2 separate regions of the Homo sapiens genome follow, and region 2 is linked to region 1. A link is an interaction called in ENCODE POLR2A ChIA-PET data of the cell type or tissue named here. Cell type or tissue: IMR-90. All regions are shown on one strand. Each heading gives the region's core, and the rest is flanking DNA. Links, peaks and the distances in the headings are about the cores only.

Region 1 (17,794 bases), core at 9,026-11,525:
AAATTCCACTCCTAGGTTTCTACCCACAAAGAACAAAAACATATGCCACACACTTGTACGCAAATGTTCACAGTGGCATTATTCACAACAGACAAAGCATAAAAGCAGCCAAGTGTCCATACATGGATGAATGGATAAACAAAATGTGGTATGTATATATAGAGAGTATTATTCCACCTTTAAAAGGAATGAAATTCTGATACATACTACAATCTGGATGAACCCTGAAGACATTATGCTAAATTAAATAAGCCACACTACAAAAGGACAGATATTGTATGATTCCACTTACGTGAAATACTTGGAATGGTCAAACTCACAGTGACAGAAACAATGTTGGTTACCACTGACTGGGGGAGACGTGATTGGGAGTTATAGTTTAATGGGTACAGTTTCAGTTTGGGACAATTTTTATAGTTCTAGAGATGGAAAGTGGTAATAGTTATACAACAATGTGAATGTATTTAATGGTACTGAATGGTCTATTTAAAAACAGTTTAAATGGTAAATTTTATGTATATTTTATCACAATAAAAGATTAAGCTAATGACAGGTAGTGCAACATGAATGTACCTCAATAACATTTTAAGGTCATTTTTGTTATTATTCCATTTATATGAAATGTCAAGAAAGGGCAAATCTATAGGTTACTGGTTACCCATAATGGGTGGTAGGAAAGGGGATTGTTTACAAATTGGTTCAAGGAATATTTTGGGTGACAGAAATGTTCTAAAAGTGGATTGTGGTAGTAACAACATAACTTTATAAATTTACTAAAAAATACTGAACACTTATGAAACAGGTGAATTTTGTGGTATGTAAATTATACCTCAATATAAAAAGTTTTAGGCCGGGTGCAAGTGGCTCATGCCTGTAATCCCAGTACTTTGGGAGGCTGAGGCAGGCAGATCACCTGAGGTCGGGAGTTTGAGACCAGCCTGACCAACATGGAGAAATCCCATCTCTACTAAAAATACAAAATTAGCTGGGTGTGGTGGTGCATGCCTGTAATCCCAGCTACTTGGGAGGCTGAGGCAGGAGAATCACTCGAACCCGGCAGACGGAGGTTGCAGTGGGCTGAGATCGCGCCATTGCACTCCAGCCTGGGCAACAAGAGGTTGAAACTCCATCTCAAAAACAAATAAATAAATAAAATAAAATTTTTTTCACCAATGAATTGCCAATAACTAAAAAAAATTAATACGTCTACTGGTATGGGTGCAGATAAACTACCTTTTTTTATAGGTCTGGAGACGAAGAGAGTAATACACAATGGTAAGTATCTGTGTATCTAAACATAAAAAAGGTACAGTAAAAATACAGTATTATAAACACACATGACCACAGTCTATATGCAGTCCATCACTGACCAACATGTCATTATGTGGCACATGACTATACATGTAAAGATTTCACAAAATATCCTAAAGTTAAACACACACACACAAAACACACCAGGAATTTTAAAAACAGTATGTACAATATGATCCCCATTAAAAAAATTAAACCTAGGTATGCATGTTTACAGAAAAAAGGCTAGAAAAATATACAGATATTTTTATCCATTTTTATTGCTAACTAGTTAGATGATGAGTGTTTTTTGTTTTTGCCTATCCATTTGCCAAATTTTCCATAATTAATATGTATTTCAATTGTATGACCAGAAAAGTTCAGAAGTGGAACTGTTTTAAGCAATGATTAAGGTCGTGATTTTGGGAGTTGATTACGAAAGCTCTGGAGACAAAGGTCATAGGAGTTTAAAAAATTAATTTACTTTGAAATTTAAATGAATTTATGTATTCAATAAAAATTAAGCATTTCCTATGTGCCAGCTACGGTTCTAGGATCTGAGGATACAGTAACGAATAAAACAGACCCAAATCCCAGCATTCACAGTAGTGGAAAGTCACTTGAACAGAGTGAAGAACTTAAACCACGTACAAAAATTCTAAATGAACGTGAAAGAACGATGGAGAAAAGAAAAAGAGATAATGAACAGGAGTAGCCTTGATACTTGACAGAAGAGTAATGGTCTGAAAACACAGAACTCACTCCCCTTTTAACCTCCTGGTATGACGTATGGAAGAATCAGCAGCCAACACTTGAGGACCAGGAGGAAAGTGGCGTCCTTTGAAAGATGAAAGCTTCAGTTAGGGCAGGAAACAAAGATTCTGTGAGGAGTTAAGTATCTTGTTCATTACAGAATAGAGCTCTAGAGCAAAAGGAATGAGTAGTGAACTGTATTTGGTATAGGAACCAAGGGGGCATGGCAGGATTAACCGACTTAAAAATTCTTAATTAGGTTCAGACTGCAGCTTAGGAGACATTCTGAGGCTTGATGATGCAGGATGACACTCACCTGGTCCTCAGATGCTGGGACAGCATGTATTATTTATCTCTGTATCCTCAGAGTCTAATACAGAGTCAAATCTGCAGGTTAGTAAAAGCAAAAACCTTCAATGACTTGAAGAGAAAATCCTAAATCTCAAAATTCAACATAGCTCAGGAACTTGCTCCAAGAAATAGCTTTGCCTAACTTAGTATTGTTTTCAAGGAAACTATCATCTCTCTGCCAACCCGGCTTAACGCCTTGGTCATTTCTGACACACTGCCCCCACGTAAATTAGTAATTAAATCAATACTCCTCATCTAACCCTTTTATGCCATTACATCTGGTTTAGGCCCTCCTCCCTCCCACTTCTTGGCCAGTTAGGCCTCAGTTATTAGGAAGTATATCCTTTTTCCAAAATGTCTGGGACCAGAAGAGTTTCAGATTTCAAATTTTTTTGTATTTTGGAATATTTGCATTATATACTTAACAGTTGAGCATCCCTAATCTGAAAATCCAAAATCTGAAATGCTCCAATGAACATTTTCTTTCAGCATCGTGTCTGCACTCAGAAAATTTCCAATCTTGGAGTATTTCAAATTTCGAATTTGGGATGATCGACCTACACTTCGTAAATCTCACTTAATCTCTTGCCTCTCTGAACTGATTTGCAGCAACTATGTGTGTGCTGTAATCATGCCTAACCCTGATCTAGGCTTAAACAGACTTCATAAGAAGCAGAGTGCTATAATACTGAGACAAGGCCTGGATTCAGATCTGAGCTGTTTCTTCTTAGCTGCACAATCTTGAACCCATGCCACTTTACTGCCTAAGAGGATATTTAAATCCTCTCAGGGTGATCAGACCACGCCCCAAATCAGTAATTCAAAGGTTTTCCATCACTAAGAGAATAGGTTTAGCTCATCTTGTCTATGAAGCCTCATTCTCCTGCCATTTTTCCTCCTGGGCCCTAAAGCTCTCAACTTCCATGCTTTTGAGAAGGAATTTCGCTCTGTTGCCCAGGCTGGAGTGCAATGGCATGATCTGAGCTCACCGCAACCTCCTCAGCCTCCTGAGTAGCTGGGATTACAGATGCTCACCACCATGCCCAGCTGATTTTTATATTTTTAGTAGATACACGGTTTCACCACGTTGGCCAGGCTAGTCTCAAACTCCTGACATTGGCTTCCTGAAGTGCTGGGATTACAGGCATGAGCCACTGTGCCCAGCCTAACTTCCATGCTTAATCATCTCCATGAACACGCTTTTCTCTAAAGTTACAAGGCTTACCTAACATCCCTTTCACTCACTCTGGTTAACTTTTATTTATTTTCTAAGTCTTAGCACAGCCACTTTACAGTCTTCTCTGACTCTGCTCCAATGATAATCTGGTCTCTTTTCTCCCTCATTATCATTTAATATAAATTCTCTGCATGTTTCCCCAACATATCATAAGTTCTTAGCATAGCACCCAGTAGTTGCTTAAGAAACCTGTGCAGAATTTATTATTATGGATAATACCACCACCAATTCACAGGGCTGGGAGGTTTAAAATAACGTATGTATAGGCCAGGTGCGGTGGCTCATGCTTGTAATCCCAGCACTTTGGGAGGCCGAAGCGGGCGGATCACGAGGTCAGGAGATTGAGACCATCCCAGCTAACACGGTGAAACCCCGTCTCTACTAAAAAATACAAAAATTAGCCAGGCGTGGTGGCAGGTGCCTGTAGTCCCAGCTACTCGGGAGGCTGAGGCAGGAGAATGGCGTGAACCCAGGAGGCGGAGCTTGCAGTGAGCCAAGATCGCGCCACTGCACTCCAGCCTGGGCGACAGAGTGAGACTCCATTTCAAAATAAATAAATAAATAAAATAACATATGTATATATGTATAGGATACATAGTAGGTGCTCAGTCCACCATCATTTTTTCTATCCCATATCCACCTCAGAGAAAACTTTATAAAAGAAAATTAAGGGAGGTGAGGGCAGTTCAATTGAATAATAAATTTCTAAGATGGAATTCTGATTTTTAGTTCATAGGAAATCAAAGAACCAGAAGATATAAACTCAGCAAAACAAGGAGGGAAGCATGGTCCAATCCTCATAATAAACTCCTTAAATATCTGGAACTCTTACCAGTTTCCATCCTTTGACACTCACTAAAATAAGAATGAATAATCCCTGCTATATCCATCTGTCAATCTTTCCTACCTTTCCCAGAAAGTCACTTGACAGTGATATTGAGATACCAAACCCAAAGGTTTAGGAACATTAGTAAAATTACTCACATTACCACAGAACTTCAAAAACAACAACTGGTAGTCTCCCTGCCTTGAATTCCTCTCCCTAAGTAAACCTTCCCTCTCTAAGTAAACCTGAATAGCAAGATCATGCTCTGGTATCAGCCTTCCCAATTTCAATCTAGGCTCTGCCACATAACCTTTGTCAATTTGTCCTATCTGTCTATAAACCTGTTTAACCTTTGTCAATTTTTCCTATCTCTCTATAAACTTAGCATTATCATCTGCGAAATAGGCACAACAATAATACCCATCTCATGATATTGTGAGAACTTAAAGTTAATGTGTCTGATAGTGTCCAATATGAGTTGCAATTAAATTAATATTCCAAACCCTGTTTTTACCACTTATTTGCATAGAAGCCTTCATAATTCACCACTGCTCACAGTCACACCATTCCCATATCCTATGTATACTCCATACCTCTTCCCCACCTGGGCTTACTGGAAAAATGAGAAATTAAATGGCACCTGCTAAACCAGCAAAATTTTGGTTGGCATATCCAGAATCTATTACTCCCTCCATTTTGCCATTCCAGGATTGCCTCTTTCCGGGTAAATAAAGCTTTTAGTGTACATCCAGTCTCAAACCTATCTAACAAATCTTCAAGGAATGTCTCAGATTTTACTTTTTCTAATTTTCTTATTATCTTGGCTTATCTTTCTTCCCACTTGAACTTCTACAGCAATCATCTATAACAAACACAAGTTTGCACTCAGTAATATATGATCCTGACATTAAACTAAATTAAGTCTGGCCCGAGGCTGCCTCCATCCATATTTTAGGTTTGGCCCAAAGTTTCTCTCTACATAGTGCACTATAAAGTTAACTTGATATGTAAGCAGACTGTAACCTACTCTTGTAATAAGTAGCCAAGTCTCAGCCAATCACAGTAGCTGAGTTTCAGCCAATCATAGGTGGCCAACTGTTCAAATTGTGTTCAGATGAGGCAAAGGCTGAGCTGTAACTAATCTAGCTGTTACTGTACCTCACTTCCCTTTGCTGTATGCATGTCACTTCCCTTTTCTTGACCATAAATGTTATCTGACAATATGTTATTTGACAATACGGTACTCTGCAGTCCTCCTGAACTGTTCTGGTTCTGGGAGCTGCTTGGTTCTTGAATCGCTTTTTGCTCAATTAAATTCCATTAAATTTGTCTAAAGTCTTTAACACTGACTTATCAGATAGGAAATACTCATATCCCCTACTTTTATCAAACAGTATGTGAGTTTCCTCCAGAAAAGGACCATTTTACAGTACTTTACAAGCTCATCTGACTGTGTAACTAGTCTGACTATCTGACTAGGCTGTATGCACACAACTCAATAAAAATTTGTTACTGAAACAATTATTTTAGGCAATCAATGTCACCTTTTCAGTGTAGGTTTTCATTTGAAAGTCTGCAAAGAATAAATTTTTTCTACAAAAAGTAAATGTATTTTTTAAATTCCTACAGCTACTGAGACTTAGTATTCATTCAGAGAAAAGATAACCTTACAGTAGTCCACCCTTATCAACTGATAAAGTTTGTGTATTTGTCCCCACTCAAATCTCATGGTGAACTGTAATCCCCAGTATCGGAGGTGGGGCCTGATGGGAGGTGACTGGATGATGGGGATGGAGGAGTTCTCATGAATAGCTTAACACCATCCCCTTGGTGCTGTCCTTGAGATAGTTTTCACAAGATCTGGCTGCTTAAAAGTGTGTGGTACCTCTCCGCACCCCACTCTCTTTAGCTCCTGGCTTTTGTCATGTGATGCACCAGCTCCCTCTTTGCTTCCGCAGTGATTGTAAGCTTCCTGAGGCATGATCACAAGCTGAGCAGATCTCTGGTGCCATGTCTCCTGCACAGCCTGAAGAACCATGAGCCAATTAAACCTCTTTTTATACTCAGTCTCACGTATTTCTGTATAGTAATGCAAGAATGACCTAACACATCCAAGATTTCATTGTCGGCTGTTTCAGTTACCTGAGATCAACCACAGCCTGAAGATACTAAGATATTTTGAGAGAAAGAGGGAGGGAGATGATATCACATAACTTTTATTACAGTATAATTATTCTATTATTGTTAATGTCTTACTATGTCTAATTTATAAAACTATGTCATAGGTATTTATGTATAGGACAAAACACAGCAAATATAGGTTTGGTACTATCCACAGTGGGTCTTCAAACATATCTCCCATGAATAAGGGGCAACTACTGTATATATAATTTTAAACAATTATCTACAAAATTTAAGAAAACTGGTTGTGTAGGCCGGGTGCAGTGGCTCATGCCTGTAACCCTAGCCCTTTGGGAGGCCGAAGTGGGTGGATCACCCGAGGTCAGGAATTCAAGACCAGCCTGGCCAACATGGTGAAACCCCGTAGCTACTAAAATACAAAAATTAGCTGGTCATGATGGTGGGTGCCTGTAATCCCAGCTACTCGGAGGCTGAGACGGGAGAACTGCTTGAACCCTGGAGATGGTGGTTGCAGTGACTGGAGATTGCACCACTGCACTCCAGCCTGGGTGGGTGAGCAAGACTCTATCTCAAAGAAAAAAAAAAGAAAGGGAAAAAAAACAGAAAAACGGTTGTGTATTCTGTTTCTCAAAGCTAAGGGCCAGGCGTGGTGGCTCATGCCTGTAATCCAGCATTTTGGGAGGCCGAGGCAGGTGGATCACAAGGTCAGGAGATCGAGACCATCCTGGCTACGGTGAAACCCCGACTCTACTAAAAATACAAAAAATTAGCTAGCTGGGCGTGGTGGCGGGCGCCTGTAGTCCCAGCTACTCGGGGAGGCTAAGGCAGGAGGATGGCATGAACCTGGGAGGCAGAGCTTGCAGTGAGCCAAGTTTGCGCCACTGCACTCCAGCCTGGGCGACACAGCGAGACTCCATTTCAAAAAAAAAAAAAAAAAAGCTAAGGAAAACATTCTTTTCAAATTATATATCACATAAATCTATTATAACATTCAAAATCTATTGTCATTATTTTACATTTTTATTATTTAATGTATACCAAAAGAACAGCAAAAGAAAGAACAGAGTAGGCCGGGTGCGGTGGCTCACGCCTGTAATCCCAGCACTTTGGGAGGCCGAGGTGGGCGGATCATGAGGTCAGGAGATCGAGACCATCCTGGCTAACACGGTGAAACCCCGTCTCTACTAAAAATCCAAAAAATTAGCCAAGCGTGGTGGCGGGTGCCTGTGGTCCCAGCTACTTGGGAGGCTGAGGCAGGAGAATGGCGTGAACCCAGGAGGCGGAGCTTGCAGTGAGCCGAGATCGCGCCACTGCACTCCAGCCTGGGCGACAGAGCGAGACTCCGTCTCCAAAAAAAAAGGAAAGAAAGAACAGAGTAAACAGATAATCTACAGAATAGGAGAAAATACTCACAAACTGCACCTCTGACAAAGGTCTAATATCCAGAATTCAACAAGCAAGAAACAAATAATCCCATTAAAAAACGAGCAAAAGAACACATACTTCTCAAAAGAAGACACACTCTGGGGACTGTTGTGGGGTGGCGGGAGGGGGGAGGGATAGCATTAGGAGATATACCTAATGCTAAATGACAAATTAATGGGTGCAGCACACCAGCATGGCACATGTATACATATGTAACTAACCCGCACACTGTGCACATGTACCCTAAAACTTAAAGTATAATAATAATAAAATAAAATAATTGAGCAAATGAAAAAAAAAAGAAGACATAAATACAGCCAACAAATACATGAAAAAATGCTCAACATTACCATCACTAATCATTAGAGAAATGCAAATCAAAATCAAAATATCATCTCAAGCCAGTCAGAATGGCTATTATTAAAAAGTCAAAAAAATGACAGATGTTGGTGAAGTTTCCCAGAAAATGGAATGCTTATACACTGTTGGTGTTAATGTCAATTAGTCCAGCCACTGTGGAAAACAATTTGGAGATTTCCCAAAGAACTTAAAACACAACTACCATTAGACCCAGCAATCCCATTACTGGGTATATACTCAAAAGAAAATAAATCATTTTACCAAAAAGACACATGCACTCGTTTATGTTCATCACAGCACTATTCACAAGAGCAAAGACATAGAATTAACCTAGGTGCCCATCAACAGTGGACTACATAAAGAAAATGTGGTACATATACATTATGGGATACTGTGCAGCCATAAAAAAGAACAAAATCATGTTCTTTGTAGCAACATGGATGGGGCTGGAGGCCATTATCCTAAGTGAATTAATGCAGGACAGAAAACCAAATACCACGTTGTCACTTATAAATGGGAACTAAGCACTGAGTACACAAGGACATAAAGATGAGAACAATAAACACTGGAGACAATTAGAGGAAAGGGCTGGGGAGAGGCGAGTGTTGAAAAACTATTAACACCTATCAGGTACTATGGTCACTGAGTGACGGGATTGTTTGTACATCAAACCACAGTGACATGCAATTTACCCATGTAACAAACCTACACATGTACCCCTGAACCTAAAATAAAAGTTGAAAAAATAAAATATAGCAAAAGACTATTATGGATAGTAAATAATGCCACATTAAAAGTTTTGAAAGCCGGGCGCGGTGGCTCACACCTGTAATCCCAGCACTTTGGGAGGCCGAGGCGGGTGGATCACAAGGGTCAGGAGTTCGAGACCAGCCTGGCCAATATGGTGAAACCCCATCTCTACTAAAAATACAAAAATTAGCCGGGCGTGGTGGCAGACACCTGTAGTCCCAGCTCCTTGGGAGGCTGAGACAGGAGAATCGCTTGAACCAGGGAGGTGGAGGTTGCAGTGAACTGAGATCACGCCACTGTGCTCCAGCCTGGGTGACAGAGCGAGACTCTGTCTCCAAAAAAAAAAAAAAAAAAAGAAAGAAAACTCACTCCTATTCTTACAATGGGTAATTCATGGATTTTTACTATGCTTATAATTACCTTTAATTCCCAACTATAGTTAATAATTTGATCCCTTCAAAGAAACAAACATTGGTAATATTTACCTGTATTTCAAAAGTTTCATCAATTTGACCTTTTTCCTTTACCACCAAGTTGCTTTCAAAGCTATGAATAAAAAGGCTACTTTTTCTTTTTTTGGTCCAATAGAGGTCCTTTTGCTTTAAAATATGTTAGAGGGGGAATGGCACAGAGGACAAAGAGAAAATATTTTAAATGAAAATGATTCCAAATCAACTATTTTTCTGTTCACGTCAATTTTATTTGTAAGTAATGTTGTCTGCATTATTTAACTTTTTTGATGATAGAATATTTGATGCAAAATAATCTATGTAGCCTCTCTACCCTATGTATAAGTTACTCAGTAAGTTATTTGACTTTTGTTCACAGGCAGGTGCTTTATACACCCGGATGCAGAATGAGCACAAGGTCCAAGCCAACAGTTATTTAAGGAGTTGTTAGCATTTCAAATAGCTTAAAGTGCTTTTGCACTTTGCCTAATCTTCCCACTACACAGCTTGGTCTCAAGCTTTTATTAAACGTGAGGAATTCAACAGCTATGAAACTCAAAACTATGTGCATAAGGAAAACTACCTTTACTTTGCCTGTGCCTCATTCTTTTATCTTCTTGTATCCTGGGGATGCTAAAATGTTTAATATCCTTTATCAAAGTGTTCCAAAAAACTGTCAGAAATACTTTTTTTTTTTAATGTTTGTTTCCCTTAAAGCATTTTTAGACAGGCAGCAAGTTTTCACTATGCCTTAGAAGAAGGAATTACAAATAGCTGGTGGTTAAAGAGTGAAGTGGAATGATGTGAGGGAAAAAAGGAATAGAGAAGTAAGCTCAGGAAAGCACACAGCTCAGTGTGTAAAGGAAAGGACTTCCAGTCTGACAAACCTCAGTTTTAAAGTATGCTAGTCACTTACCAGCCAAGGAGACCTTAGACAAATTAGCTAGCCTTTCTAAATTGACTTACTGGTTCGAAAAGACTAACAGTACTTAGCGTGGGGACCATCTGAGAGAATGTTTAGCACAGAATCAGCTGGTGTTATTCTTCACTCTAGCTAGTATTCACTAACGAATATGAAGCAGAGAAAAACAGATATGACCGCACAGTAAAGAATGTATTATACAGAGCCTAAAATGGAAATGAAGATCAATTAGGGGGGTGTTTAGTCATCTAAGAAATCATACCGTGTGGCCTTATGCTAACACGTGAAGGAAAAAAAAAAAGATTGATTCTAGAGACACTGAATTTAAAATTTATAGGCTAATTGTGGCTAACTGGTGATGAAGAAGAATCAGAATGACAATCAGATTCTGGCTTGGGTGGCAGTATCACCCATTTGCTGTGACTTTTGGTGAGCTGGATAAATATGGGTCTCAGGTACAAAAAAAGTTTTGGATTTTAGATTCAGACGTTGGAACCATTAATATGTATAGTATGCTAATTAAAGATATGGGACTGGAGATTATCAAAAGGGAAGTCTAGAGAAGAGTTAAGAACAAAATGCTACGAACTTCTATTACTTAATGGTTGTAAAGGAGAAACATTTGCAAAAGACACAGAGATCACTAATGAGGAAAGCACAGACAGTATCATGAAAATAATGAGAAGAGTTTCAAGCAGGAAAAGTAGTCAATGGCACTAAATGTTGCTGAGAAATCTAGTACTTACAAAAATCTATTGGTAGCAGATGACACAGGGTATTTATATTGCGAAGGGGAAAAAAGGTATAAACAGGGATAGATGGATCTGCTCTCTTCTACCAAAGCACTACTAACGACAAAACTGTTTCGAGTTCATTTTCTCCGATGGCATACAAACACAGAAAACCAAATTTAGTCAAACAAGTTCATAGACACATCAGTTCAAAAATTAGCATTAATAGGTTTAAACAAAAATGGCTCTAGGTTCTTTCAAGTTTTATCAACTTACTGCCCATTAAGTTTTTTCCTCATATTATTTGGAGGGAAAAAAATCACTATGTTCCTCTTGAATGGCATCTAACAACAGAGACTTTGAATACATTATTTTTGAAATAAAACGCAACCATCACTTTTCATATCTTGACCCAAATACCTAGGTCAATTTAAAAGTTTTCTTCTCCTTGTAGAAAACTACTTTCCACTCTCCCTAGGAAACCAAAAAGATACTCCCTAAATCTGTCAATGTAAGATCAGTAGTACTGCAGAATTACAGTTACAGAAACCACTAAAAAAAATCACTTCTTTACCTTGGGGTACCCAGCAAAATGTAATCAACAGCTAAACTTTCACTACAGTATTTACAATTACCTTTATCTCTATTTGGTAGCAATAACATTAAATTTTATTAAGACGACAATCAAATTACATGTTGTCAAATTACCAATATTTGTGATAGAAATATGGAAAATTTTTAATTTTAAATTTCTCTCTTCTATCCCAAATGTTCAACACCAAAGTATCTGAAAAAAAATCAAACAATAAAAGTAGACATTAACAAAAAAAACTTCCCTCTGAAACAAACACAATGACAAACATACCAGCATCAGCTCTGAAAGTCAGAGATACTAAATTATCAGTTAATTGAAATAAAAGTTGACACAAAGTAAGTTAAATTATTTAAATTGCAAAATGAGCTAGACTAACTCCATACCATACATGCTCAACTACTGGTTCCATCAATGAGTTATAGCCCAGCCTATGGCTTATCATTACTCCCCATTTGTAAGAAAAAATATGATTGTCTTAGAATTGTCTTTGATTTTAACACAACTTAAGTTTATTCTAGAACGTTACTCAACTAGTTTATAAGCCAGTTATGCCTATTTCATTTAACAGACAAGCTAGTAAAAGTATACATAATTTGTGGTCAATGCCAACAAAGCATGCTCTTAAAGACAAACAGAAACAACATATGTCTAGCACCACTATATGTGTGTAAAGTTAAGTTCTTACCTTTAACTGAAACCTATAAAATACTGGAAAGATGCTGATATACCATTTCAAAGCCTGTAATTATTCATAAAAGTTATCTGTTTCCAAAGTGTATTTTTAAAAACTCAAAATTAAGAAACGCACAAATAATGACAAAGGTTATTCATACATGTTTTTGAGACAGGTAAAGTTAACTGGCACTACTCCAGTCTCCTAATGTTAACTGGCACTACTCCAGTCTCCTCCTAAAAATGTTTCTGATATATTTTCTTGAAAGAAAATATTTCTTCTGGTATGTGCTTACCAGAAGAAAAAGAAAAGCCAGCCTGAATAACAAAGCCAGTGTAAAACATTAAGCCCCATACTTACTAATAGCAACACATACACTAAGTATATAAAATATCTAGCATAGATACAATTGCTCAGTTAAGTGGGTAAAAGTGTTTCCAATTTCCCTCAGCTGATTTTAATATCCAGAAAAATTGCTTTATATCCATCTACATCTTGGAAAGTGGTGTTGAAAATAGGCTTTTAGGCAAAAACTAATCAACAAGTCAGAGAGCTCCATAGGCACACTTTAACAGAACATTTAAGGGGCTACACATCAGAAAAACTTTGAAGCATATTCTGCTGGTGTCGATATAAACTGGTATAACTTTTTAGAAAAACAATTTGGCCAGTGAAGTGTTCATTATCCTTTGATCTAGGTAAAGCCACTCCAGGATTTTTCCAAAAGAAATCTTTTTTAAAAAGGAAAATATTTTACAGCTACACACAGGTGTGTTCAACGCAATACTATTAAAAATGACGAAAAATTAGAACCTAAAAGTAGACAATTCAAAAAACTAGGTTAATTCAGGTCACATCAATTTAAGAGAATTACATAGTTACTGAAATGAAAACAATTTCAACAGATAGTTAAGTGAAAACATAAAACTGCACAGATTCATAATTATTGGAAAACTGCAAGAATATAAGACAGAGAAGGGAACAGGAAAAAAATGAGATGACCAAACAATGATCTGCTGGTGGGTAGATAGGTAACTTTTCTTGATTTCATTATTATTACACTATTGTTTAAACAACAGATATAGCAGAAAAGCATTAATTTAAAAACCTTTGCATGATCCGGAACAAGTAGCATAGCAAATACAATGGCTGAAAATGCTTAGCTGGCTTTTGGTCTGATTATTGCAATGATTATTGCAATTTATACCTTAATTTCTATGAGAACAAAGAGCAACAATATAAAGAAAACAGTCTCTAAAAAATATTCTTGTACTGAAATACACTACAATTACGTCATAAATAAGAAATGTAAATAGAATCAGATACTTTAAAAAAAAGTTGTAGTAGCCTACCTATAGCTTTTAAAAATATAAATCCTTTCATTTCCTGTTTCGAAATGTTAATTACTTATCTCCACCTTTGAAAGAAATGAAGAGTTTGAATGAAGTAAGAAGAAAGCAGTTTCACTTTGTTCATCAATGGCCTTTTTAATTATGAGCATATTAAAAATTATAAGCATATTAAAAATGTCAACATATTGTTAAATTAAAATATACTGAAATTAAAAGGGGTGCTGTGCTGGGGTTAAAAAAATTAAACAGTTGGCATTTCAATTTACTAAAAAAGACGTATTTAAGCCTATCACATTTATCTTTCAGCAACTTAACATTTTAAGTTTAAGGAAAATGACATATCAAATGAACCTCCTCAAGATGTCATTTATAAAAACTGACAACTGACTGTTCAAACAACCAATTCAAAAAAAAATCCTGTTATTGGAGATGATTTTGAGTCTAAGATGTTTTAATGACACTCATATTCTGAACTAAAAATAATGATAGGAGAAAGTCAAGTTTGATTCTCTGAACACCTATTTCCTGTCCAAAGAGCCCTTTTGTTCTGCTTCCCTGCTTAATTTTAGTGTTCAGTTTGCATCAGAAAATAAAAACAGTGACAAAACCTAGCACACACAGAATCATAAAGGAGCAAAATTATAAAATAAAGGATCATAAAAAGATTAGAACAAAAATCCTACCAACAAAACCTCCACAATTTTCTGTTTGCTTCACCTCAGATTAACTTCACTTGAAGCTGTACTCCAAAGCAACCAAACCTGAATACCAAGCTCCACCTTCTCCAATTCTAGTGGCTGAAGAGTAAAATCTCCTCCCTGTTAGTGAAACTGATAATTGTGATTGGATACGGCTAATATCCATTATTTTAAAGAACTTTTCCTTGCTAGCAGGTTAGGTTAGACACACTAAAACCTCCTGGATAAGCTGGTTTCTTAAAGAAACAGTACATAAGGTTTCAGTTTTCCCATCATATACTGTTTGCTTACCCTTGTCTAGGTGAAAAATAAACTAAGTAACAAAAATGAAAATCTCACAGAAGCAGCTGTGACCAATTGTTTAAAATACAATGCTTTTAATCTAAATCATTTATTTTTATGGAGCAATGAAGGTGAAGTTATGCTTTAAAGACAGATTATTTTTAATAGAGTTCACATTTTACCTGAAAATTGTAAAACGGCAACAGAAAATCCATTACAATATGTTGCTAAGAGGAACAAACCAATGTTTTTTTCTAAGACTTAAAGAGAAAACTATAACTTAAGTGAAAATATACAGCACTAAAATACTGAATGCAAAAGATTCACTTCTAAGCTATCAAACTCACTGACATTTATGTTCTCAGTATCACAACAGAGTAGAAATTTCAGTGACATCAAAGGTTGATATTTCTACTTAAAACTGAAGAAAATACTGGGCAGAAATACTATTACATTTAACAGATCTGACATGTGAGTATTTTGCCAAGGTTAATGCTTAACCATTGGCAAACAGATATCTAAAAGCAAAAGGCACATGTTCTAATGACATGTTCAGGTATAAAATTTAGAAAAGTTTAAGTCTTTTTCATCTTTTTTTTTTTTTTAATGTGTGGAAACTACTTTGCACTCCATAACTTCAAAGTGGCATGGGCACCCTAAAGTAAAAGGTATACTCCTCTTAAACTTCTCACTAAGCTACGTTAAATAATATTTTTACTACAGAGATCATAAAGAGACACTACACAGGAACTCTGATTTTTAAGCAAAAAAGACCTACTGTCACTTTATACATTACTAAGTTTGCTATTTTTACGTGATAAGTTTATATATTTTAATTAGAACTGCTTATGTTTTAGCAGCTTGGCCCATCAAACATTACTCTAACATTAATCATTATCTGACTGATTAAATGGCATTTAATGTCTAATTTACGGTGTAAGTATAGTTTTTACCTCTACCAAAAATCCTGTGATTCATAAACTCGAAATTAAAGCTTATTAGAGTGACTTCTTCTTAAAATATGCTTTCAATGTATGGTTTGCATCAGAAAATAAAAAGTGACAAAACCTTTAAACATTTTAATTTGAAGTTTTCAAAGTTCAAAATCTTGCAACTATTTTTCCTCAGAGAAAACTCAAATATTAGAACACAAAGCCAACAAAATTGTTTTGAATACAAAGGGAAGTCTTTGTAACAAACTGAAAATTCACATAATTGCAACTAGGCATGAATATGGAGCAATACCCTGCTGAAGCCCAAACAGCTGCATAATCTATTATGCCCTTTAAGTGGACAAATTGAAAGAGCCAATTCACAGGGGTCTACTCCCAAGATCCTTTGCAAGGATTCACTGTTTTGAATGCCCAGCACTTCATGAGTCAAGTTCAGGTTTTCTTCCCACTGTGTGGACACTCTTGCAAAAGAACACTGGAAGCAGAGGAGGTACAGAAGCAATCAGCAAAAAGAATATACAGTTTGAATTACAGCATAAGATTTGAGGAAAAGTGACTGTAGATGGCCAAAGGTTTTACGGGAAGAAAAAAAAAAGAGATGGCAAACAGTTTAATCTTAAAATCTGGCAAGCATAAAATTAGTAAATAGTTATGGAAACCAAATAAACCTTTGCTCTCGCATCAATTTTTCACTTCGAAGTTAATTATGAAACAAATACGAATCATACACTAATATAACACCAAGACCACTCTCCATCTATACATAACCAAGAGAAAAGAGAACTGTGGACTCAGTGATTCCGGATCATTTTAAGATCTCTGGGACCTGCTTGAAAGAACATCAAGATGATTACCATTTTAGGTAGCAAACAGGTTAAAATTAAGAGTTAGCTTATTTCATTTCTAAATCAGCAGCAGCAGAAAACAACAGCAAAAACAAAAAGAAAGCAATGTCACAACCATAAAATGTATAACCGAGATAATATGAAAACAATATTGCTTCTCAGGAACAAGGAGCCTGCAAAAAGCTCTGGAGCTCCCTGATTGCATGCAGTAACAACACTTTTTAAGCATCAAGTATTCAAAGATGTATTGTATATTATTTGTGGAAGCCCAGAAAGTTTCCCAAATCTTATCAGCTAAAAACAATTTAGAAGAGAACAAGCCACTGAACAATTTGGTCCCACTTCACTTTTGATTAAAAAGACCCTACTTACATAAAGAATCAATATCTAGACTATTAGGAACAACTTTTGGCAGAATATATACAGAACAGGGCAAACACTTTCTTAGAATTTTGAAGGATTCCATATAGTTCAAACTGCTCTTCCTACAAAAGAAATTAATCCTGGGCATTTTCTCTGGCACGACTGGTGGTTTATTGTAGTAGTTGATAAAAAGACCACCCTGACATTAGCAAAACATAACTGGGATCACTAAGGATAAACTCTGAAAAACACCTCAATGGGGAATAAAAAATAAAAAAATATGGCCAGGTGTGGTGGCTCACGCCTGTAAATCCCAGCACTTTCGGAGGCAGAGGCAGGTGGATCACAAGGTCAGGAGTTCAAGACCAGCCTGGCCAAGATGGTGAAACCCCGTCTCTACTAGAACTACAAAAATTAGCCTCGTGCAGTGGCAGGTGCCTGTAATCCCAGCTACTTGGGAGACTGAGGCAGGAGGATTGCTTGAACCCGGGCAGCAGACATTGCACTCCAGCCTGGGCTATAGAGTAAGACTCTGTCTCTAAATAAATAAATAAATAAATAAATAACAAAAAATAAAAAAAATATTTCCCTGGCAAAAGTAAGATATATTTGAGCCTGCAATTCCTGGTGTATCTCTCCTGACTCCTTAGGGAAAAGATTACAAGGTGTGTATGAGGAGTTGGGGAGTTTGAATGAATGGCATATGAGGTCAAACACTGAACACAAAGGAAACATTAAGGAAACATACAAATAAGCAAGCATAAACCAAGCCGATAGGATAAGGTATCTTTCTACAA
Region 2 (15,057 bases), core at 5,528-8,027, 66 kb after region 1:
CCTCTATTTGATAAAGAACATTAACAAAACCCTATAGCTAACACCTATTAATGGTGAGAAACAAGAAGCTTTCTCAGCTCAGAAACAAGGTAAGGGTGTCCTCTTTCACTTCTCTTTTTCAGTGTTGTGTCCGGAATTGGTGGGTTCTTGGTCTCACTGTGTCCAGAATTGGTAGGTTCTTGGTCTCACTGACTTCAAGAATGAAGCCGTGGACCCTCACAGTGAGTGTTACAGTTCTTAAAGGCAGCGTGTCCGGAGTTTGTTCCTTCTGATGTTCAGATGTGTTCGGAGTTTCTTCCTTCTGGTGGGTTCGTGGTCTCGCTGGCTCAGGAGTGAAGCTGCAGACCTTCATGGTGAGTGTTACAGCTCTTAAGGCGGCGTTTCTGGAGTTGTTCATTCCTCCCAGTGGGCTCGTGGTCTCACTGGCTTCAGGAGTGAAGCTGCAGACCTTCGCGGTGAGTGTTACAGCTCATAAAGGCAGTGTGGACCCAAAGAGTGACCAGCAGTAAGATTTATTGCAAAAAGCAAAAGAACAAAGCTTCCACGGTGTGGAAAAAGACCCTAGCGGGTTGCTACTGCTGGCTCTGGCAGCCTGCTTTTATTCTCTTATCTGGCCCCACCCACATCCTGCTGATTGGTAGAGCCCAGTGGTCTGTTTTGACAGGGCGCTGATTGGTGCGTTTACAATCCCTGAGCTAGACACAGAGGTGCTCCACGTCCCCACCAGATTAGCTAGATACAGTGTCCACACAAAGGTTTTCCAAGTCCCCTGGTAGTAGCTAGATACAGAGTGTCGATTGGTGTATTCACAAACCCTGAGCTAGACACAGGGTGCTGATTGCTGTGTTTACAAACCTTGAGCTAGATACAGAGTGCCGACTGGTATATTTACAATCCCTGAACTAGACATAAAGGTTCTCCAAGGCCCCACCAGAGTAGCTAGATACAGAGTGTCGATTGGTGCATTCACAAACCCTGAGCTAGACATAAAGGTTCTCCATGTCCCCACCAGACTCAGGAGCCCAGCTGGCTTCACCCAGTGGATCCCGCACTGGGGCTGCAGGTGGAGCTGCCTGCCAGTCCCCCGCCATGCGCCCGCACTCCTCAGCCCTTGGGTGGTCAATGGGACTGGGTGCCCTGGAGCAGGGGGCGGCGCTCGTCGGGGAGGCTCGGGCCGCACAGGAGCCCACGGAGGGCGGGCAGGCTCAGGCATGGCAGGCGACAGGTCCCAAACCCTGCCCCGCCGGAAGGCAGCTAAGGCCGGGAGCGAAATTGAGCACAGCAGCTGCTGGCCCAGGTGCTAAGCCCCTCACTGCCCAGGGCCAGTGGGGCCCGCAGGCCGCTCGGAGTGCGGGGTCTGCCCAGCACACGCCCACCCGGAACTCACGCTGGCCCGCAAGCACAGCGCGCAGCCTCGGTACCCCCCCTGCCTCTCCTTCCACACCTCCTCACAAGCTGAGGGAGCCGGCTCCGGCCTTGGCCAGCCCAGAAAGGGGCTCCCACAGTGCAGCGGCGGGCTGAAGCGCTCCTCAAGTGCCGCCAAAGTGGGAGCCCAGGCAGAGGAGGCGCCCAGAGCGAGCGAGGGCTGTGAGGACTGCCAGCACACTGTCACCTCTCAGTGTCATACTGGAAGATCTAATAATGTAATAAGACCAGAAAAGAAAATATGTACTGATTAAGAAGGAATATTAAACTGTCTTTGCTCTCAGATGATATGATTGTTTACGTAGAAAATCTAAAAGAGCCGGGGTGGTGGCTCACACCTGTAATCCCAGCACTTTGGGAGGCCAAGGTAGGCAGATCACTTGAGGCCAGGAGTTCGAGACCAGCCTGGCCAACATGGAGAAACCCCGTCTTTTCTAAAAATACGAGAATTAGCCAGGCATGGGGGTGCATGCCTGTAATCCCAGCTACTCAGGAGGCTGAGGCACAAGAATCACTTGAACCCAGGAGGCAGAGGTTGCAGTGAGCCGGGGTTGCACCACTGCACTCCAGCCTGGGTGACAGAGTAAGACTCTGTCTCAATTTAAAAAAAAAAGAAAGAAAGAAAAAGAAAAGAAAATCCGAAAGAATAGATTAAAAAAAAAACCCCGGAGCTAATAAGTGCTTATAGCAGCTTTGCAGGATATAAGGTTAATACAAAAAAGTCAATCACTTTCCTATATACCAGCAATGAACTATTAGAATTTGAAATTAAAAACACAATATCATTTACATTAGCACCTCAAAAAATGAAATAAGTGTAAATCTAACAAAATATGCACAAGATTTATGTGAGAAAAACTATAAAACTCTGCTGAAAGAAATCAAATAACTAAATAAAATGGAGATATATTCCATAGTCATTCATAGGAAGATCCGATATTGTCAATATATTGGTTCTTGCTAACTTGATCTATAATTTCAATGCAATCCCAATGGTATAAGTTGGATGTTTGTCTCCTTTAAATCTCATGCTAAAATACTATTCCCAGTGTTGGAGGTGGGGCCTGGGAGGTGATTGGATTGTGGGGGCGGATGTCTCAAGAATGTTTTATCACTTTCCCATTGGTGAGAATTGAATTCTTGCTCAAGATCTGGTTGTTTAAAAATCTAGGCCCTCCCCCACTGGCTCACTTGCTGTTACTCTAGTCATGTTACATGCCTGCTCCCACTTCGCCTTATGCCATGATTGTAAGCTTCCTGAAGTCCTCACCAGAAGCCAAGCAGATGTTGGTGCCATGCTTTTATAGCCTGCAGAACTGTGAGCCAATTAAACCTCTTTTCTTCATAAATTACTCAGTCTGAGGTATTCCTTTACACCAAAGCAAGAATGGCCAAGTACACCCAACCAATATCCCAGCAAGTTATTTTCTGCATATTGCCAAACTGATTCTAAAATTTATATGGAGAGGCAAGAGACAGGATAGCCAACACAATATTGAAGGAGGAGAACATAGTTGGAAGACTGACATTACCCAACTTCAAGACTAATTATTAAAGCTACACTAATCAAGACAGTATGGTATTGGTGAAAGAATAGACAAATATGTCAATGGAACAGAATAGAGCCCAGAAATAGAGCCAAATAAATACAGTCAACTGACCTTTGACAAAGCGACAAAGCAATACAATGAAGCAAAGATATTGTTTTCAACAAATTGCGCTGAAGAACTGGCCAAACACTTGAAAAAACATCTAGGCAAAGATCTTACATGTTTCACAAAAATTAACTCAAAATGGATTATAGGCCCAAATGTAAAATGCAAAATCATAGAACTCCTAGAAGACAACAAGAGAAAATCTGTGTGACATTGGGTATTGGGTATTAGTTATGGTGAAGACTTTTTTACATAAAACACCAAAGGCACAACCCATGAAATAAATAATTGATAAGCTGGGATTCATTAAAATTTTAAAAGTTCTGTTCTGTGAAAGACCCTGTTAACAGAATGAGAAGACAAGCCAAGGATGCAAGAAAATATTTGCAAAAGACATAGTTGATAAACTGTTGTTATCCAAAATATACAAAGAACTCGTAAGGCTGGGTGCGGTGGCTCACGCCTATAATCCCAGCACTTCAGGAGGCTGAGGCGGGCAGATCACAGGTCAGGAGAGCAAGACCATCCTGGCCAACACAGTTAAACCCCACCTCTACTAAAAATACAAAAAATTAGCTAGGCATGGTGGCGGGCACTTGTAGTCCCAGCTACTCTGGAGGCTGAGGCAGGAGAATGGCATGAACCCTGGAGGCGGAGGTTGCAGTGAGCCAAGATTGCGCCACTGCACTCCAGCCTGGGCGACAGAGCAAGACTCTGTCTCAAAAAAAAAAAAAAAAAATAGGCTGAGTGTGGTGGCTCACACCTGTAACCCCAGCACTTTGGGAGGCCAAGGTGGGCAGATCACAAGGTCAGAAGTTTGAGACCAGCCTTGCCAACATGGTGAAATCCTGTCTCTACTAAAAATACAAAAAATTAGCTGGGCGTGGCGGTGGGCACCTGTAATCCCAGCTACTTGGGAGGCTGGGACTGGAGAATCGCTTGAACCCGGGAGGCGGAGGTTGCCATGAGACCGTGTCATTACACTCCAGCCTGGCGACAGAGCAAGACTCCATCTCAAAAAAAAAAAAAGAACTCTTAAAACTCAACCATAAGAACAAACAAACTGGTTAAAAAATGGGGAAGCAGGCTGGGTGTAGTGGCTCAGGCCTGTAATCCCAGTACTTTGGGAGGCCAAGGCTGGTGGAGGGTTTGAGGTCAGGAGTTCGAGACTAGCCTGACCAACATGCTGAAACCCCATCTCTAATAAAAATACAAAATTAGCCAGGCGTGGTGGCGCATGCCTGTAATCCCAGCTTCTCAGGAGGCTGGGGCGGGAGAATTGCTTGAACCTGGGAGGCGGAGGCGGTGAGCTGAAATTGTGCCATTGCACTCCAGCCTGGACAACAAGAGCGAAACTCTGTCTCAAAAGAAAAAAAAAAAGTTGCTGAGCTCTCTTCCAAAAGTGGCTGTACCATTTTGTATTCCCATTAGTAATGAGTGAGAGCTCCTGATGCTCCATATTCTCGCCAGCATTTGGTGTTGTCTGTGTTTTGGATTGGAGCCATTCTAATAGGTGTGTAGTGGTATCTCGTTGTTTTAATTGGTAATTCCCTTATGACAGATGTGAGCATCTTTTTATATATTTATTTGCCACCTGTATATCTTCTTTGGTGAGGTGAGGTCGAACTCCTGCCCTCAGGTGATCTGCCCATCTCGACCTCCAAAAGTGCTGGGATTACAGGCATGAGCCACCATGCCCAGCCAAGCTTGGCAATTTCTTACACAGCACAACATAGACTTATCATATGATTCGGCAATCATGCTCCTAATTTGCCCAAATGGTTAAAAACTTTGTCCACACAAAAACCTGCACATGAATGTTCGTAGCAGCTTTATTAATAATTGCCAAAACTTGGAAGCAATCAAGATGCCCTTTAATAGATGAATGGATAAATAAACTGTGATACATCTAGAAAAAATGACGTTATTTAGTAATAAAGATAAATGATTTATCAAGCCATAAAAAGATAAGAAGGGATGCTAAATATTACTAAGTGGAAGGAACCAATCTGAAAAGGCCACAGACTGTATCATTCCAACTATATGACATTCTAGAAAGGGAAAACTATGGAGCCAGTAAAGAGGTCAGTGTTTGCCAGGGGTTAGGGAGTAGGGAGGGATGAACAGGCAGAGCACAGAGGATTTTTATGGTAATGAAACTATTCTGTATAATATTATAATGATGGGTGCATGTTATTATACATTTGTCCAGACTCATAGAATGTTCAGCACCAAAAGTGAATTTAGACTTTGGGTGATAATAATGTGTCAATGTAGGTTCATCAAATGTAACAAATGTATCATCCTGGAGTGGGATGTTGTTAGTGGGAAAGGCTGTGAGGATATAAAAACAGGAAGTGAATGGTAAATTCCGTACCTTCTGTTCAATTTCGCTGAGAACCTAAACTACTAAAAAGTAAAGTCTATTTAAGAAAGAGTCAACTGACTCCCTCTCTGGCCTCTAGCTATCTTGTTCCCTGCCACCCCGGGGCATGCAGAACTAATTTTTTTGTTGCTAAACAAATGGGCTGGTTGTTTTTAAAAAGTTATTTTACTGAGGAAAAATTTACATATAATAAAATGCACCCATTTTAAATGTACCATTTAATGTGGGATTTTCTTTTTCAGCTCAATGAGTTTTGACAAGCGTAAACCCCCTGTGTAACCGCCAGCCAGCACAATCAAGATATAGAATATTTCCACCACCTCAAAAAGTTCCCTCATGCCCCTGTGCAGCCGATTCCCATACCCCAGCCCCAGAAAACCACTCATTTGCTTTCTCTGCCATTACAAGATTAGTTTTGCCTATTCAGGAAATTCATGTAAACAGGATTATGTGATAGGGAATTTTTTTGTGTCTGGCTTCTTTTACTTTAACATTATTTTAAAATATTTATTCATGTTGTTGCATGTATTAGTAAGTCATTCTTTTTTATTGTTGATTAGTATTCCACGTACGGATATACCATTTTGTTTATCCATTTTCCTGTTAATGGCATTTGAATGGGCTATTATATTTATAATAGCTTTGGGCTATTATAAATAAACTTGCTATGAAAATTTGACTAGACTTCCTTGGGTAGACATATTTTTCTCTTAAGTAGAATACTGACAGTGGAATTATGTGGTTGTATGATAAGTTTATGTTTAACTTTATAAGAAACTGCCAAACTATTTTCCAATGTGATTGTACCATTTTACACACCCACCAGCAGTGTATGAGAGTTCCAGTTCTTCTATGTCCTCGTCACACTTGGTATTATCAATCTTTTTTATTTTTGCCAGTCTAGAGGGTATTGAGAGGCAGTCTCTCAGTGCGTGTGTGTGTGTGTTTTGTTTTGTTTTTTTTAAGATGGAGTTTCGCTCTTGTTGCCCAGGCTGGAGTGCAATGGCGTGATCTCTGCTCACTGCAGCCTCTGCCTCCTGGGTTCAAGCAATTCTCTTGCCTCAGCCTTCCGAGTAGCTGGGATTACAGGTGCCCGCCACCACGCCTGGCTACCTGTTTTTGCATTTTTAGTAGAGACAGGGTTTCACCATGTTGGCCAGGGTGGTTTCGAACTCCTGGCCTCAAGTGATCCGCCCACCTTGGTCTTCCAAAGTGTCAGCATTACAGGCGTGAGCCACCGTGCCCAGCCTCTCAATGTGGTTTTAATTTACATTTCCATGTTGACTAATGATGTTGAGCTCTGTTCAGTTGCTTGTTAGTCATTTATATATCTGTTGCAAAATGCCTATTTATATCTTTTGCCCATTTTTAGAAGTTGAGTTTAAAAGTTGTCTTTTGTTACTGAGGACAAGAGTTCATTATATATTCTAAACACAAGTTCTTTGTCAGATATACAGATTTTGATTTTTTTCTCACAATCTGTGACTCATCTTGTCGTTTTCTTAACAGTATCCTTTGAATACTTTAAGTTTGATAAAACCAATTTATCTTTTTTTGTTTTATAGTTTATGAGATGGGTTGGCTTTTTTTGTAAAGTAATCAGGCTCTTCTGTCAGGAACTCGAGGGCTACTGTAAGGTAACATGAGAGAATAAGGACTTTTGGTCTACAGTGGTAAAGAAATGTGAGTAAGGAATTTGGAGGATCCTGGGGAGGCAGGAAAAATTAGGTGGAAGGTTCCAAAAGAGTGGAAACAACAATAATATCTAGTATTTATATTTATTGAGTGCTTACTATGTTTCAGGCCTTGTAGGATCTTCGCTTGTATTAACTTATGCAATCTCCACACCACTGTGGAATAGGTGCTATTATTATCCCCGTTTTGCATATAGGGAAACAGAGTGATTAAGTAACCTGCCCAAGATCATGCAACTTGTTAAGTGGCAGAGTCAGGATTCAAACCCATAAAAGTGGCTCCTTGCTTTTAACCATTACACTGGTCAAGTGGGGCTGCTGACTGTTAAGTGTCAGGCAAGTAGGCTGAAAAAAATCAGCAGGAGTATTGTTTGAGTGTCCATTGGCATCCTTCCCAGAGTACCACCCAGGTTTCTGTGCCAATGAGCTGTTCAGTCATCATCTGAGGGGGTGCCAACCTAAACCTCTGGTACTACCAAATGCAAAGCAACCTTGTGTGGCACACAAAAATACAGAACTCATACAAGAAACAGGGTGTGTCTGGCCGGGTGTGGTGGCTCACGCCAGTAGTCCCAGCGCTTTGGGGGGCCCAGGAGGGTGGATCACGAGGTCAGGAGTTCAGGACAAGCCTGGCCAAGATGGTGAAACCCTGTCTCTACTAAAAATACAAAAAATTAGCCAGGCGTGGTGGCAGGTGCCTGTAATCCCAGCTACTCAGGAGGCTGAGGCAGAGAATTGCTTGAACCCGGGAGACAGAGGTTTCAGTGAGCTGACATCGCGCCACTGCACTCCAGCCTGGGTGACAGAGCAAGACTCTGTCTCAAAAAAAAGAAAGAAAGAAAGAAAGAAAGAAACAGGGTGTGTCTGGCAGGGCATGGTGGCTCACGCCTGTAATCTCAGTACTTTGGGAAGCCGAGGCGAGTGAATCATTTGAGGTCAGGAGTTTTGAGACCAGCCTGGCTGACATGGTGAAACCCTGCCTCTACTAAAAATACAAAAATTAGCCAGGTGTGGTGGTGCATGCCTGTAATCCCAGCTCTTTGGGCGGTTGAGGCAGGAGAATTGCTTGAACCTGGGAGGTGGAGGTTGCAGTGAGCTGAAATCATGCCACTGTACTCCAGCCCGGGCAACACAGCGAGACTCCATCTCAAAAAAAAAAAAAAAAAAAGAGGCCAGGCACAGTGGCTCACACCTGTAATCCCAGCACTTTGGGAGGCTGAGGCAGGTGAATCACCAGGTCATCTCAGCACTTTCGGAGGCCAAGGCAGGTGAATCATTTGAGGTCAGGAGTGTGAGACCATCCTGGCCAACATGGTGAAACCTCATCTCTACTAAAAATACCAAAATTAGCTGGATGTGGTGGCGGGTGCCTGTAGTCCCAGCTACTTGGGAGGCTGAGGCAGGAGAATCGCTTGAACCAGGAGGTGGAGGTTGCAGTGAGCCGAGATCACGCCACTGCACCCCAGCCTGGCGACAGAGCCAGACTCTGTCTCAAAAAAAAAAAAAAAAGAAAGAAACAGAGTGTGGAGATCACAGGCCTCTGATTCTGCTTCTTGACTTGCCCCCTAGGAAGGTTCTCATGGGGTTTTATGTCTAACCTCCCACATTGTGAAGTCCATTTCCATGCCTGCTGGGACTCTCCTGCATCCTGGACATGGCACCTCTGTTTGCATCTCCTGTCTCTGGCTCTACCTCCAGCCTTTTAGTACCATTTTGGTCCTTTGGTCCTGTTTGTGCCCAGTTCTGAGGGGCCTTTATAGAAGTTCCCCATCCCACTACTCACTCCTTGTAGGTTGAGGGCTGCAAGGAGCAAGAGAATGTCGGAAGGTCCCATGCTTCCACTTCTGTAGGTTAGGTGGCTAGGTACTGTTAAAGATGTGAAAATATGATACCCAGTGAACATATTTCAAAAAGTCACTTGAAGAGACATATTTTTTTCATGTTATCTTTTAAGCTATGAGAAAAGTTTGTATATTTTGAGATTATTCTTTTTTCAGAATGTCAGGATAGTATTAGCTTCTTCTTCATTGTAGAAAAAATAGCTGTGTCGAAGCATCTGCAGATAAAGGGTTGACAATAACAGAGAGAGACTAGAAAATGGGAAGTGGGACATTTTTATTATTATTTTAGGACAGAGTCTCACTCTGTCACCCAGGCTGGAGTGCAGTGGCGTGATCTCAGCTCACTGCAACCTCCACCTCGCGGTTCAAGCGATTCTCCTGCCTCAGCCTCCTGAGTACCTGGGACTACAGATGCGTGCCACCACACCAGGCTGATGTTTTTTGCATTTTTAGTACAGATGGGGTTTCACCATGTTGTCTAGGCTGGTCTCAAACTCCTGACCTCAGGTGATCTGCCCACCTTGGCCTCCCAAAGTGCTGGGATTATAGGTGTGAGCCACTGCGCCTGGCCTGAGACATTATTATATATCACTAAAATACTACTCTCTCCAACGATATGAGGTAAATAAAACAAAAACCCCCAAGTGGTCCAAGGCTTGAAGGGTTCAAATGAGAGAGATGAGCTATTAGAAATATTAATGCAGTCAAGGGCATGATAAAATGTGACGTTAAAATGAACTTTTCATTGTACTTACCTTTGTTGAGGTGTAAGTGAGACCCCTAGGCCACAATAACCATATTTTTAAAGAAGATTTATCCTTAGTGGAAGATCTTTAACTCTCAAATGTGGACAATTTTTTTATTTAATAGTTTTGAATTACATTCCTTTTGCTATGTGGTAATTATATATGACCGAATTTCATTTGGAGCCACTTACGCCTCATTTTCCTAAATGTCATACAAAATGTGTCCATACATCAAATTAGAAAAGGCCGGCTTTTGGACTATAGTAATAATCACCTGTGGTTTTTTTCTTGTGACTTGACTGAGCATGGAGCAATTAACTCCAACTAAATGAAGCAGGTTGAAAGGGTCAGGAATCTGCAGCTAGATGTGCTCTTTGGACGCTTGGCTTGTGGAAACCAAAGAGGATGTTTGCAAATGGTGGGGGCAGTTCCAGGGGAACTACCTCTGAGAACAGCAGTGTAGCATGGACGAGGCCGCACATATCCTTGTATGCATAACATGTCTTTCTCAATATTTCAGCTAAATTCACTCACATCACACCAGTATCCTGACTTCGCAGAGCAGGGATGGAATGCATTGGCAAAAAAATTTGATGGGAGGGCAGGCGTGGCAGCTCATGCCTGTAATCCCAGCACTTTGGGAGTTGGAGGTGGGAGGATCACTTGAACTTAGAAGTTTGATATCAACCTGGTCAACACAGGGAGACCCTGTCTCTACAGAAGAAAAAAAAAAAAAAGCCTGGCACAATGGTGCATGCCTGTGGTCCCAGCTACTTGGGAGGCTGAGATCAGAGGATTGCTTGGGCCCAGGAGGCCAATGCTGCAGTGGGCCATGATTGTACCACTGTAACTCCAGCCTGGGCAACAGAGCAAGAACCTGTCTCAAGAAAAAAAAACTTTTGTTTGGACATAAAACATGATAGAATACGATATCAGCCATGCGGCTGAAGTCTGTTGTTTAGCTTATGTAACTATCACATTTTTGCTTTTATTGAATCATGATAAAGACTGGAAGCAGAGACAAATTCTGAATATTATCTTTTGCCCTGCAAGAAATGGCAGGAGTCTTTATCAGTAAGAGCACACAAGAATGGGAAGTTCGGAGCTGGCACTCGCTGGAGACCCAGGCTGAGTACACTGGTTCTAAGAAGGCTAGGGGCCAGATGGGTTTTCAGGACAGAGACTCAGGTCTCTGTGACACAGGGACGAGCAGCCAGACTGCCTTGTTGCTGAAGCCCCTCAAAGCTTCTGGAGCTCCCTAATTCTCCCAGTCTTGAAGCTTGGGACATGGGAGTTACAGAGTCTGTAGAAGAGAGTCAGAGAACCACAGGCACAGGAAAGGAGGCCAGCAGGGAGCCCAACAGGTGCTGCTGTGCTCCAGGACAAATGGTCAACACAATAGGACTTCCCACTTACTGCCCAGTACTCGTCCTCATTAGCTCACCTTCTAGCTAATTTGAATGATGTTTGTTTATATTAGTGTTCTTACTCACTGATGAAGGTGAGAGGACGTTTTCCAAGATATTCAGCCAATTCAAGAATTTTGCTGTGAAGAATTGAGATGCCAGGATGGGCCAGGCGCCGTGGCTCACGCCTGTAATCCCATCATTTTGGGAGACTGAGGCAAGTGGATCACCTGAGGTCAGGAGATTGAGACCAGCCTGGACAACATGGTGAAACCCCGACTCTACTAAAAGTACAAAATTAGCCAGGTGTGTTGGTACGTGCTTGTAGTCCCAGTTACTCGGGAGGCTGGGGCAGGAGAACTGCTTGAATCCAGGAGGCAGAGGTTGCAGTGAGCCGAGATCACACCACTGCACTCCAGCCTGGGCTATAGAGCGAGACTCCATCTCAAAAAAAAAGAGAAAGAAAGAAAAAAAAGAGATGCAAGGGTGTGGAGTGTAAGGAGGAATTGAGGAAACAACCCACCTGGACTGCCACAGGCCTTTGGCACCCAGTGTTAAGACTTTACTGCCCCTTTCAACACCATAATCAACAAAGCCTGCCTGTGAAAAATCTCAGGAGACAGTCTGATCTTTTTGTATTTTGAAGCAGCTGAGGCCTGCTCCACCTGTGAGATCACCTTATTCCACTAATGACCTTAATTGCTGAATCCTTTAAAATGCCAGTGTTGGCCCAGCCCCAGTAATGGTGATGGATGGAAGCCCGGAGCCAGTCAGTCTGCAATGTTTCAGCAACCTCACAGGCACAGAGTGCTCCGAGGCTGCTGGAGGGTATGCCAAAGAAGACGAAGAATTACTAGTGGCTCCTCTTCCAGAGCCCTCTAATCTGGGTAGGGAAGAAGCCTTACAGGGACTTGAGTCTGATGCTGGGAGGAGGCCTGATGCATATTATCATTCAGCAGTGCCTCCAGGATAAAGTCCCACATCCTTCCTCTCTCTCTCTCTCTCTCTCTCTCTCTCTCTCTATTATATAATATATATATAGAATAACACATATAATATATTATATATAACCTATGTTATATATTATATAATATATAAAATATATTATATATTATATAAAATACCTTATATATACACATATATACTATACTATATAATATACTATATGTTATATACCATATATTGTACTATATGTTATATACCATATATTATACTATATGGTATATACCATATATTATACTATATGGTATATACCATATATTATACACTATATAATATACCATATATTATACACTATATAATATACCATATATTATATTATATACTATATAATATACCATGTATTATATACTATATAATATACCATGTATTATATACTATATAATATACCATGTATTATATACTATATAATATACCATGTATTATATACTATATAATATACCATGTATTATATACTATATAATATACCATGTATTATATACTATATAATATATAATATAATATATAATATATTATATACTATATAATATATAATATAATATATAATATATTATATACTATATAATATATAATATAATATATAATATATTATATACTATATAATATATAATATAATATATAATATATTATATACTATATACTATAAAATATATAATATATTATATACTATAAAATGTATATTATATACTATAAAATATATAATATATTATATACTATATAAAATATATAATATATTATATACTATATAATATATAAAATATATAATATATTATATACTATATAATATATAAAATATATAACATATTATATACTATATAATATATAAAATATATAATATATTATATACTATATAATATATTTGTTATATATAAAATATATTATATAGTATATAATAATGTTATATATAAAATATATAATATATAGTATATAAAATATATGCACATATATAATATATATTATATATTATATAATATAATATATATTATATATTATATAATATAATATATATTATATATTATATAATATATAATATTTTATATATATATTATATATATATATATTATATATATATAATTATAAATATAATATATAAAATTATATATAATATATAATATATAATATATAATATATAAATATAGAAATATATTATATAATATATTATATATTATATAATATATAAATATATAATTATATATAATATATTTTATAATATATATAATTATATATAATAATATATACTATATTATATAATTATATATAATAATATATACTATATTATATACGTATTAAAAAAAGAAACTTTAAAATTAACGGAATATATAATATACTATATATACATATATAGTATATACATATATAAATAAAAAATATATATTTTTAAACATTCAAATTACAGAAAAAACAACATATAAGGAGATACTATCTTCTCCATGAGGTGAAGTTTTGTGCAATTAGAAAAGAATTTCTCTTCCTCCAGCAGACCCAGCACATGCCAGGGTGAATACCTTTGCCCTCTTGGCTGGTACCTGGATGCAGGGCACAAATTTCAGTCATGTGTGGTGGTTCTATTCACAGTCCTTCATAGCCTGGCCTTGAATTGTCCTGGTTTTGTCTCCCACTGCACGCTTCCTTGTTGTGGGACCTTCAGACAGCCTTCCATACTTCCGCCAATCCACTAGCTTGGTACGCCCCAGGCCCTGTATCTCCCTCGTGCTCTCTGCCCTGTCTATAAAAACCTTCCTTCCCTTCTCTATCTGGTCAAGTCCTACATGTTACTGATTTTTACCTGTAATTTTTTTTGTTTTGAAATGGAGTTTCGCTCTTGTTGCCCAGACTGGAGTACAGTGGCGGGATCTTGGCTCACTGCAACCACCACCTCCCAGGTTCAAGCAATTCTTCTGCCTCAGCCTCCCGAGTAGCTGGGATTATAGGCACTTGCCACCGTGCCCGGCTAATTTTTTGTGTTTTTAGTAAAGACGGGGTTTCATCGTGTTGGTCAGGCTGGTCTCAAACTCCTGACCCCAGGTGAGCCACCCGCCTCAGCCTCCCAAAGTGCTAGGATTACAGGCCTGAGCCACTGCGCCCGGCCTTCCCTGTTAATTTTAAAGTTTCTTTTTTTTTTTTAATATTGCAAAATGTAACACTTACTTGGAGAAGTGTTATCAAACATAAACTCACAGTTCCATAAACTGTAATTCACACTCATCGTGAAATAGAACATTCCCAGTACTCCAGCATCACCTCCTCCACTTCAACTCCCCGTTCTCCCAAAGGCCTTGTTCTATCTGCAATTGTCTCCCTCTATCATTCTGACTGCCAGAGATGGTGAATTCGTCTTCAAAGGGTTTAATTGTGTAATGTCCTTGTCCTTGGTTCGGAGCCTCACCTCCTTGTACTTTCTTGTTTCTAGCCTGTGAGCAGCCCTCCCGCTCTTGTTGTGCCCGGACTTGCCCAGACATGTCCGAACACGCCTTGTGCTGTAGCAGAGGGACCACTCCTATCCCCCACCCTCCCTTGCGAATCGCACGTTTACCCTAATTGGAAAAGTATGTCTTTTTTTGTTTTTTTTTTTTGAGATGGAATCTCGCTCTGTCGCCAGGCTGGAGTGCAGTGGTGCAGTCTCAGCTCACTGCAGCCTCCGTCTCCAGGGGTTCAAGCAATTCTCCTGCCTCAGACTCCCGAGTATCTGGGACCACAGGCGCGGGCCACCACGCCCGGCTAATTTTTTTGTATTTTTAGTAGAGACGGGGTTTCACCATGTTGGCCAGGATGGTCTTGATCTCCTGACCTCGTGATCCGCCCACCTGGGCTTCCCAAAGTGCTGGGATTACAGGCGTGAGCCACCATGCCCGGCTGAAAAGTTTAAGTCTTAGCCAACTGGGGTTAGCTTAGGTTGTGCAGTCCA

The links. ChIA-PET counts read pairs that join two places held together with the same protein. Peaks named below come from ENCODE experiments on the same cell type or tissue, not always from the same donor. Only the 100,000 strongest peaks of a DNase experiment are listed, where the experiment ranks them.
Region 2: POLR2A ChIA-PET joins it to region 1 with 5 read pairs; 9 of 35 experiments call an interaction of 5 or more read pairs at or near these places.

What each region holds. Positions count from the first base shown.
Region 1 is chr15:80,069,393-80,087,186 of GRCh38, reverse strand. All of the region lies in intron 1 of ZFAND6 (zinc finger AN1-type containing 6), which reads right to left. Among named protein-coding and RNA genes, the nearest start is that of ZFAND6, 19 kb to the right of the region's middle. In IMR-90, for the core only: no CTCF peak of the experiment used is centred there; no DNase peak of the experiment used is centred there; H3K4me3 peaks cover 261 bases.
Region 2 is chr15:80,002,901-80,017,957 of GRCh38, reverse strand. No RefSeq gene overlaps it. Among named protein-coding and RNA genes, the nearest start is that of BCL2A1, 39 kb to the right of the region's middle. RefSeq lists enhancers at 231-390, 7,634-7,693, 9,656-9,825, 13,263-14,033, 14,034-14,806 and 2 more. In IMR-90, for the core only: no CTCF peak of the experiment used is centred there; a DNase peak (open chromatin) is centred at 6,787; H3K27ac peaks cover 818 bases.